Regions from separate parts of the Homo sapiens genome. Here region 1 is linked to region 2. The links are chromatin contacts, found by Hi-C or POLR2A ChIA-PET in ENCODE. All regions are on one chromosome and are shown on one strand. Each heading gives the region's core, a stretch centred on a gene start or an enhancer-like site at or near the end of the contact. The rest is flanking DNA. Distances are from core to core; before and after follow the strand shown.

What was found. A loop is a pair of places that touch in the nucleus more often than their neighbours do. ChIA-PET counts read pairs that join two places held with the same protein, here RNA polymerase II (POLR2A). Pooled maps may share reads with other maps.
Region 1: a pooled map shows a loop between it and region 2 (6-fold over the local background). The contact joins the enhancer-like site here to the promoter of PSMD11 in region 2. A Hi-C loop is called at or near these places in 6 of 50 pooled maps. POLR2A ChIA-PET finds 5 or more read pairs at or near these places in 2 of 52 experiments (CD4-positive, alpha-beta T cell and PC-9).

Annotation. Positions count from the first base shown.
Region 1 is chr17:32,123,629-32,128,831 of GRCh38, reverse strand. No RefSeq gene overlaps it. Among named protein-coding and RNA genes, the nearest start is that of RHOT1, 16 kb to the left of the region's middle. RefSeq lists enhancers at 1,100-1,159, 1,220-1,439. Within about 2 kb of position 1,296, at least 38 of the 41 ENCODE cell types and tissues checked have a DNase peak (open chromatin) inside an H3K27ac peak, as active enhancers do; they include CD4-positive, alpha-beta T cell and PC-9, where a contact is called at or near this core.
Region 2 is chr17:32,441,345-32,446,626 of GRCh38, reverse strand. It overlaps PSMD11 (proteasome 26S subunit, non-ATPase 11), which reads right to left and starts at 2,117. Exons shown (of 14, transcript NM_002815.4): 1 at 2,013-2,117. The coding sequence starts at 2,103. RefSeq lists enhancers at 2,028-2,107, 1,721-2,336 and a silencer at 2,228-2,397.

The DNA of each region.
Region 1 (5,203 bases), core at 47-2,546, 320 kb after region 2:
GCACTTTGGGAGGCTGAGGCGGGAGGCTTCCGTGATAGTTAAACTCTGCCTGTTGAAAAAAAACAAACCGGGGATGGTGGCAAAGTCACGCCTGTAATCCCAACACTGTGAGAGGCCGATGCAGAAGGACTGATTGAGTCCAGGAGCTTGAGACCAGCCTGGGCAACATGGAGAAACCCTGTCTCTACAAAAAATACAAAAATTAGCTAGGCATGCTGGTGCATGCCTGTAGTCCCAGCTACTCGGGAGGCCTAGGTGGGTGGGAAGATTGCTTGAGCCTGGGAGGTTGAGGCTGCAGTGAGCCAAGATGGAGCCATAGCCTGGGTGACAAAGCGACACCCTGTCTCAAATAAATAAATAAATAAATGAGTCACAGCTTACTTTGGATTATGTTTAATTAAGAAAAGCAAAGTGCATACAGAGATTTATAACTTTAAAAACAAAAAAAAAAAGTCTTTTTATATGATCCAAAGAATAAACTCAAAAGTCCATGACAAATAGAAGTTCTAAACAATTGTTTACAAATACTTTAGGTATAATTACAGTAAAAGTCAAGTTCATTTGAAATCACCAAAAAAAAAGTTTCAGGTTGGACACGGTGGCTCACCACCTGTAATCCCAGTATTTAGGGATTTTCTTACAATAAAAGGCATACAGGTTGATTATTTTAGGCATACAGGTTGATTATTTTAGGCATACAGGTTGATTATTAAATGACATGATTGCCCATATATAAAATTTTAAGGAATCTAAAAACAAAAAACAGCTTCCAAAACTAGTGAGTTTAGAAGCACAGAGGATGCAACATAAATATATGAAAATCGATTGTATTTCTATATAGTAACAAAAAACAAGTAGACACTAAAATTAAAACTACTATGTTGTTTATAATCATTCGAAAAGGTAAATACTTAGCTATAAATCTCACAAAACATGGACAGAACTCATAAGCTGAAACCTACACAGTGCTGAGGAAAACAGTCCCTGGATCATCCTGCAGCCTGGAGGGCACCGCCTCGGCGGCCCGGCTGACTCTCACGGCCCTGGGACTTTCAGGGTGGAGCGTGAACAGGCTTCCGGGAAACATCTTCCATCAGCCAAACCGTCCCGCTGCCTTATTGAAGAAGTCCATCTTCCAGTTTTTCTGCTCATATCTCTGAATCTCTCCTTGGCAAAGGCTCACGTGGGCTCCGGCACGGGCGTCATGCGGAGGACAAGGAAGGGGAGCCGCGCGTCTGGGGGTGACTCCCGGAGCCCCGCCTGCACCCAGGCCCGCCCTTCCTGCGCAGTGGCCCTGCCTGAGGCTGCTTTCCACCAGCGGGAATCGAAACTGATCTAGATGAGAACACATATGTGGAGGGAGGAGACTTGGCTAGAAAGGAGAAAGAGCAAGAACACCTTTATGAGGCAGAGAAGGGACAGTGACGAGGATTAGGGTTCAGGGCTGCAGGCTGCCCCCCTGCTGGTCCCCCAGCTCAGGCCCCTCCCCACCCCTCCCTCTAGCCGAACTCTCATCAGCAGGACCAGGCAGCACAGGGCTTGGCCCAAAAAGAACAAATTGAAGTTATTCAGAGAGCTGAGGAAACCCCTCTTATAGGCATCAACTGGTTTCCAGGAAAAGAGAGATGTTAATAGCTGACCCCACCACTGCAATGACTCTTTTGAGCCCTAAAGCAAATAGAAAAATCACTGGGGTAGGGAAGAAACATTTCGCATAGTGGTGCTCAGACTTTGGTAAGACAAGAATCTTCCAAGATTTGGGTGCTTGGGGGTAGGGCTAGAAATGTGCATTCTCTTTTTTTTTTTTTTGAGATAGGGTCTCGGTCTGTTGCCCAGGCTGGAGTGCAGTGGCTCAATCATGGCTCACTGTAGCCTCGACCTCCCGGGCTCAAGTGATCCTCCCACCTCGGCCTCCCAAGTAGCTGGGACCAGCGACATGCACCACCACGCCCCGCTAATTTTTTACTTTTTTGTAGATGCAGAGTCTTGCTATGTTGCTCAGGCTGGTCTTAAACTCCTGGGATCAAGTGATCCTCCTACCTTGGCCTCTCAAAGTGCTGGGATTATAAGTGTGAGCCACCATGCCCAGCTGAAAGCTGCATTTTCAGCAAGCCTCTCACACAGACCTTGGTTTTGTGGGCCCTAAAGATTACAAATATAGGGGGCATCTTTAAGAAAAATAATTTCTTTTTTTTTTTTTGTCTTTGAAACAGACTCTGGCTCTGTCACCCAGGCTGGAGAGCAGTGGCATGATCTCTGCTTACTGCAGCCTCCACCTCCAGGACTCCCACCTCAGCCTCCCAAATAGCTGGTACTACAGGTGCACACCACCACGCCCAACTAATTGTTACATTTTTTGTAGAGACAGGGTTTCCTCATGTTGTCCAGGCTGGCCTTGAACTCCAGGGCTCAAACGATCCTACCACTTTGGCCTGCCAAAGGCTCGGATTACAGGCATGAGCCACCGTGCCTGGCCAAAAAATAATATCTTACTTTACAAAACTAGATGAGCATCTGTGTGCATTGCTAGTGGGGCCCCACACAAGGGAAGGACCCTGCGGCACAAGCCTCGTAGCCCTTCCCATGAGTCCACTTCTGAGCCAAGAGGATTTTGATGCAGGAAGAAAGAGCTTCCTTGAAGAAACACAGACCAGTGCTTTAGTCACAGCATTACTGAGCACCTGCTGGGTGCCAGGCCCTGAGCTTGACTGTGGGGACCACAAACCAAGAGGGCACTGACCTTTCCCACCATGTATCATTAGAGTTGGTGGTTATGAAAATTATTAAATGCACTAACACGCTATGAAGGAAATGTAGTCAGTGTTCTGGGGGGAGAAAAGGGGGCCGGCAGCTAAGTGAAACCAGGCAAGTTACTTTAAATCTCCAAGCCTCAGTTTCCTCATCTGTAAAATGGAGCTCATCACAGAACCTATTTCATAAGGTTGTTGTGAGGATTAAAAGAGCTAATGCCTGTGAGGTACTTAAGTCCGTGCCCGGCACAGAGTGAGCACTCTAAGTTATATCTGTGTTTTTGCATATCGGACCTGTGATTGGTGAGACCAGGGTGGACTTCAGGGAGGGGGTGGGCCTTTGGTTTAGGACAGATGGTGCATTCCAGGGACTGCAGGGAGAAGGAGTAGAAGAGCACGCTCCTCTCTGTGTGTGCACTTGTGTGTGCATGTGTGTGTGTTTGTGCACGTGTGTCCTCAGGGAGAGATGAGCAGCTCCTTGTGACTGAAGAGCAGACATCAAGAAGGAGGCACTTAGACACCAGGTGCTGCAGAAGCAGCAGGGTCCCAGTCTGGAGGCCTCGTATTCCAGGCCAAGGAGATTAGACACTGGGTGCTGGAGAAGCAGCAGGGGCCTGGTTTGGAGAAGTGGGCAGGGGACTGATCTGGAGGCCCTTGTGTTCCAGCAAAGGAGCTCAGACTTTCTCCTGAGCAGTGCGAAGCATCACTGAAGGACTGTAAGCAGAGGAGTAAGAAAGCAGGTTTTGTGTGTCATAAAAATACTCGAGTGGTAAAGAGGCGGAGGGATTGGAGGAGGTAAGACAAACCGCAGGAGGCTGTCTGGGAGGCAGTACAGACATCCAGCTGAGACTCGCACTCAGCTCAGAGCCTGGGCAATGGCAGTGGGACAGAGACAGGCCAAGTAACTGGCCATTTGTGTTATGAAAAGTGCTGTTTCACAGCTTCCTATTACTCACAGTAAAGAACTGCAGCAGGGCTGGATAAGGCCATGGTACAATATTAACTTCACAGAGATAGCAGGTCATCTGATATGAAACCACTCCCTGGCAGACGCCTGGTCTGTCTGGCAACCATGTTGGCACCGTAATCCCATTTCATTTTTTTTTTCTTTTAAGACAAAAGTTTCCCTCTTGTTGCCCAGGCTGGAGTGCAATGGCCCAGTCTCAGCTCACTGCAACCTCCTCCTCCTGGGTTCAAGCGATTCTTCTGCCTCAGCCTCCCACGTAGCTGGGATTACAGGAGACTGCTACCACACCTGGCTAATTTTTGTGTTTTTAGTAGAGGCGAGGTTTCACCATGTTGGTCAGGCTGGTCTTGAACTCCTGTCCTCAGGCAATCCACCGGCCTCGGGCTCCCAAAGTGCTGGGATTACAGGTGTAAGCCACTGCGCCCGGCCCATGATCCCATTTCTGAGCACATACAATCAATTCTCATAGTGTGGTCCCCTCTGCCCATTTCTCTGTGGGCAAGAGGTTCTGAAATACCCAATATAAAACACTGTGATGGGGCCAGGCACAGTGGCTCATGCCTGTAAATCCCAGCGCTTTGGGAAGCCGAGGTGGGCGGATCAGTTGAGCTCAGGAGTTTGAGACTAGCCTGGACAACATGGCAAAACCCCGTCTCTACAAAAAATACAAAAATAAAAAATAAAACACTGTGATGGGAGTGGGGGTTTGTGTGGGACAGTTCAGTTGGCACCCATGTGGAGTTAATCAGACCCCATGGAGCTACTCAGATCAAAGTGATTTAAGCATTTTTTGTCTTCATGAACAAAGACAAGTTCCAGAGGTACAGCCTAAACTTCAGACCCTCAAGTTTTGGCTGGAGTGAGTGAACCAGAACAGTGAGTCCCAATCTTTTAAGGGAAGCATAATTTATATAAAGTAAGGCCTGCGACAGGGTCAACATTAGAATGGGCTCGTAGTGAAATAAGAGCCCTGTGAAACTTCCTGTGGAGTTACACAAATTACAAATCCACCAGGACTTTCCCCAGTGTCCAACTTCCAAAAATACTGTGTGTATAAAACAGTAACGTAATTCAAAGAAGTTATCCAAATTGCTCATGTCAACATGTTGCTTACTGAAATAGCCATAAAAAAACAAATCCCGCTGGGCGCTGTGACTCACACCTGCAATCCCAGCACTTTAGGAGGCAAGAGGATCATTTGAGCCCAGCAGTTCGAGACCAGCCTGGACAACATGGCAAAACACTGTCTCTACAAAAAATCAAAAATAAACTGGGCATGGTAGTTCATGCTTGCAGTCCCAGCTAATCGGGAGCCTGAGGTGGGAGGATCACTTGAACGTGGGAAATGGAGACTGCAGTGAGCTGAGATCATGTAGCTTGGGCAACAAGCAAGACTGTTTCAAAAAAAGATAGAAAGAAAGAAAGAAAGAAAGAAAGAAAGAAAGAAAGAAAGAAAGAAAGAAAGAAAGAAAGAAAGAAAGAAAGA
Region 2 (5,282 bases), core at 868-3,367:
AAAACAAATCCTTCATACTTATGGTGCCAAGATCTGTTCCAGTCACTATTTTATGGGAAGATATTAAACATGCCTGTGCGTTTATGCCACAAACTAAAATCAATTGACCAAGTTACTGATGCCTGTAAGTCAAAAGCGTTTCAATAAACTTTAGGTCTGTGCAAAGCCTCAGCTGATGGGTGTGTTAGGGATAAGCAGGTCTATAAAGCCATTCAAGAAAAACAACTCTATCAAAGCCCCAGATCCTGCACAGCTACACTTAGGGGAGACTGCTGCTTTTTAATGCATTGAGGTCTGTTAAAATAACTTTGTGCTATCTGTCCTATTTTCAACAGTTAATAACTATTTTAACATTCAAACATGGAATAGCCTCTCCAAGTTTGTAGTGATCATCACTAGTTACTACTACTCTTACAAAGCATCATGACTTGACAAAAACCATGATGGAGTCCAGAAAAAGTAAGGCCGTCAACCACCATGACTCAAGCTTGCTCTAACAGTGAAGCTTTCAGGGAACTCTCCCCTAGAATAGTGGGCCAACAGGAAATACTCTAATTGTAATATTTGACGTAATTTCTACTTTATGAAAGAAAAAATATTAGACACTAGACACAGACTATTAAAATTCATGCTCCTCACATTAGTTCTAAATAATAGTGTGTACTCAGAATAAAATATCCATGTAACGGTGATTGAGATGACTCTGGTTCCGTAGAAGTAACTGACCTAAGATCAGAACTTTTAAAATGAAACACCTTTTACCAATATCATTCAAAGATACACCTTGACGCCCACTTCCTCTCCTTCTCTAGTATCCCCAATGATAAAGTATCAAGATCTTGTCATTGTCCTTTCTCCGTGCAGGTCTGGAATACCAAAATTCAACACACTAAGTCAAATGCCAACATCTTGCAAGTCCCACATACAGGTGCATTCTCATACTACTTGTTGAGCCAATTCAGATCTTCCCAAACTACACTACAAAGATGCCATTACATGTGCAGTGAAGAGCTAGTCCAAGCCCTAATTGAATCCTTTATGAGTGAACATTAACGTCTTCTTCTGTCGTAATAAATTTCTGTTCACACTTGAATCCCAACAGAAAGCTGCCGGAAGCGACTGGCTGGGATTCCCATTTCAGTTTTCCTGTTGTGTGTAGGTGTAAGACCATCGTTATTACAGCGTTAAGAAATTTTAATTTTTCCGGCAACATGCAGCCGACCCGTTCCAAAGAATTCCCTGAACTCCGCGGCTGACAACTAACTCCCTTAACTCACTTCCAACCCCTACAGGCAGTCTGGAAAGATTAGTCACCTCCTCTAGCCAGGCGGTCCCGCTCCAACACCTCACTCTTACACCCTACACAGAGCAGATGAGCGTCTCGGCCACCTCCACAAACCAAATGCCAATCTGAGGTGTGTGTCACCCCTGAATTTCCCACATTCTGAAAGAGACCCTCCTCTTAGTGGAGCTTTCTGCCGTGGGGCTGAGGAGTAGCAGCTCCCAGCGTCCCGTGGAAGGAAACTCCCAGAGAAGAGCAAGCGCTCGCGCTCCCACCCGGAGCAGGCTGTGCTGATTACAACGGCGGGAAATGCCTGTCCAGAGCTGGTTTCGCCAAGGCCTTTCAAGTAGAGACTCTAGGACCAGTCCGTGACAAGCACGCCGGCCGGCACTGCTCCGGGTCCCAGACCAGCTCGTGCGGGCCAGAGCCGGGGACATGGCTAGGGAGGGATCCCCGGGGGCCCGGCTCGGCCCACTCTCCCACCCTACGCTGAGCCCCCCGTGAGTCAGCAGCCGGCGAGGGGACCCGGGGATTGCCTCAAGCCCTCCCACAAGAGTGAGACCTGGGAGGCTCTGGGGAGCTCCGAGCGGCCTGCGCCCCCGGCCCGGCCCCCCTCACACAGTGAGTCAGCAGCATCAGAGCCGGCTAGCCGGGCCCCTCTCCGCTGCCGCCGACCGACATAAGCCGAGCTGGGCCGGCGGGGCCGGGGAGGCGGCGCGGCGACCTTTACCGATGGAGTGGAGGATGTCGATGGAGGCCTCCCGGTCGGTGCTGAGTAGAGACTGGGCTCTCTGGAACTCCACCACCGCCGCCGCCGCCATCTTACCGCTCTCACACCGTCCCCGGCCGCGGCCGCCGACGCCGGAAACACACACCCGGAAAGCCCGCCCTCGGGTCCCTCCGCCTGTAGCTCCCGTGGCTCCGTTCCCAGAGCACTCCGGGAGTTGTAGTCTCTCCGCCGGGCGCGGGCTGAGGGGTGGGGAGAGCGGGACCGCCTCGCAGGTGGGCTGCAAGCTCCCCAGCGCCTCCTAGCGGGCGGCCGGCGAGGAAAAGAGGCGGTGCCCCGCAGTGGGAGCTCTAGATCGGTCCCCGCCCACCCCAAAAGAGGCTTCTTGATTCCGGCCCCGCTCGCGCACCCCTGAGAGGGGTTCCTGAGTACTGGGCTAGGTATTGAGTCAAAGCTGCGTGGCTTTCTTTGCGGCTTCCACGATTTAACCATTCATTCGGGACGATAAGTGACCTTATAAAGTGCTCGCTATGTGGCAAAGAATAGCACCATTCGAATGCGTTCCAGTGTCTGACGCCTGTGCGCCGCACACACGCTTTCCAGGCTTGACTCCCGCAGAACGCTGGCCGGCAGGTGGGCAAACCCGCCAGGACCGGAGAAAACTGTCCTCACGCGCCCATTTAACCTTGGGACAGTGCTGGACGTGATGAAGTGAAACATCACCTTTGCTCCATTCACGCCACAAATACCTCTTGGGAATCCACAGAAGCCTCACCCAGCTCCCCAGCTCAAAGAAAAAAAAAAAAAAAGGAAGGAAGGAAGGGAGGGAGGGAGGGACGGAGGAAGGAAAAAATTGAATTATTCTTCCCAATATCTTCAGCCCCTTCAACTAAAGTCACAGATATCAGTGAAGACGTCGTGTGGACGGAAAAATGACATTCTATGAGACCACTTAGGGTTAAACTTAAGAAAGGTGCTAAAAGGATACAAAGACAATTCAGTATTAAGGAAGACCTTTCTCTAGGTGATGACGATCCAAAAATGGAATGTGCTGTCCCATAAAAGGAGGCAAAAAGGGGACTAACATTGCACACCCTCCTCTGTAAGTGGATTAGGCCATTTATATTCCTCTATCTCCTTTTATTCTCCCAACAATGTTCTGTAAAGCAGATATTTACTCCCCTTTAATATGTGAGGAAACAGGGGTTTGAGTTATTTGGTGAAGCTCAAATCGTGATTGGGAGAGATAAGAGCTGCCGGTTAGGGAATGCCTTCCTAATTCCTGGGTGTGTTCACGTGAAAAGTAGTTGACATCTCATCAGGTTGTTGTAAACAGGATTCATGACTTTGATGGAGAGTTGGATTAAATGGCTTCTAGCAAGGCGCGGTGGCTCATGCCTGTAATCCCAGCACTTTGGGAGGGCGAGGTGGGCATATCGCTTGAGCCCAGGAGTTTGAGACTAGCCTGGGCAACATAGACCCCCGACTCTACTAAAAATACAAAAATTATCCGGGCATGGTGGCGCACGCCTGTAGTCTCAGCTACTTGGGAGGCTGAGGTGGGAGGCTTTAGAAGAAATCATAGGAGAGGATAGAGTGCTGGCCTCACTACAAAGAGGGAGTACCATAAAACAGTGGACCCCAACATTTTTGGCACCAGGGACCAGTTTTGTGGAAGACAATTTTTCCACGGATGTGAGGAGGGGGGATGGTTTTGGGATGAAACCGTTCCACCTCAGATCATCAGGCATTAGATTCTCATAAGGAGCAGGCAACCTAAATCCCTGGCATGCTCAGTTCACAATAGGGTTTGCCTCCTATGAGAATATAATGCTGCAGCTGATCTGACAGGGGGCGGAGCTCAGGCAGTAATGCTGGCTCCCCAGCCGCTCACCTCCTGCTGTGAGGCCTGATTCCTAACAGGCCACTGACCAGTAGTGGTCCTTGGCCCAGGGTTGGGGACCCCCACTGTAAAAGACTAGGAGTGTCTGCCAGATCTTTCTCCCAAGCTAGTGAGTCTTGCTGACTGTGGAAACTTATGAGCCCATCCCTGTGTGATCATCATGGTGAAAGTTTTGAGATGAACTAGACATGTCTCTTGAGGAGTTTGGCATGTGTGCACATTCATGAAGATGGGCACCCACTTCTAGCCTGCAGAATTCTGAATTAGGGAAGCTGGCTGGCACACTCTACAATAGGACAGGGAGAAAAGGCAACAATAGGGTAGCTTCCACTCCCTGTGTTTGACATGGCAAGGTTCTTATGAGCCAAGAGGATGCTGAAAAGGTAGATCATCCGGGACCTTCTTAAAGGAACCTATTCAGTAGGACCGTATGCTAGTGTAAGGAGACCCAGAAATAAGTTGATGGAAGTGTGGACTTCAGGAGGCAGTCACTGATGGGAGTCTTGAGATCCACAGGTAGATCCTCCAAAGAACACAAGAATACATAAATGCTCCCAACGAGAAAGAACCAGCACCTGGGTCTCTGCCTCTGACGTCATCAGTCATGTAAGAGAAGAGACCTTGACCTCTTTTAATTCCTCCTACTTCTCTGCTTTCACCAAAACCTCCTCCACCCTGGAGGAAACCCAGAAACAGCAGAGTGAGAGGGTGGAGAATGAAAAGAGTGAAACTGCAGACCAAACACAAATTTTCAACTGCCTGAGACTTAGAGACAGGGGAAAAGCTTTAAGTTAGATATGAAATTAAAGTTTTGCTTTAGGCTAGACTGGACTTTCAATCATTATAAATGGCATAAAAGAGATTTAGGGGCCAGGTGCAGTGGTTCATGCCTGTAATCTCAGCACTTTGGGAGGCTGAGGCGGGCGGATCACGAGGTCAGGAGTTTGAGACCAGCCTGGCCAACATGGCAAAACCCCGTCTCTACTGAAAGTACAAAAAAATTAGCCAGGCATGGTGGTGTGTGCCTGTAATCCCAGCTAGTCAGGAGGCTGAGGCAGGAGAATTTCTTGAACCCAGGAAGTGGAGGTTGCAGTGAGCCAAGATCACCCCACTGCACTCCAGCCTGGGTGACAGAGTGGGACTCTGTCTCAAAAAAAAGAGAGAGAGAGAGAGAGATTTATGAGATTTTCCCATGGCATCTCCAGGGCAAAGGAAGGAAAATCCAATATTTGCCTTCAACTAGGCTAGCCACTTAGTAGCTGATGACTTTAACATGTTTCTTAATTTCTCTGATCTTTGGTTTTCTCATCTACAAAACAGGGATAATAAAATCTAGCTCACCACCTGTAATTCCAGCACTTTGGGAGGCC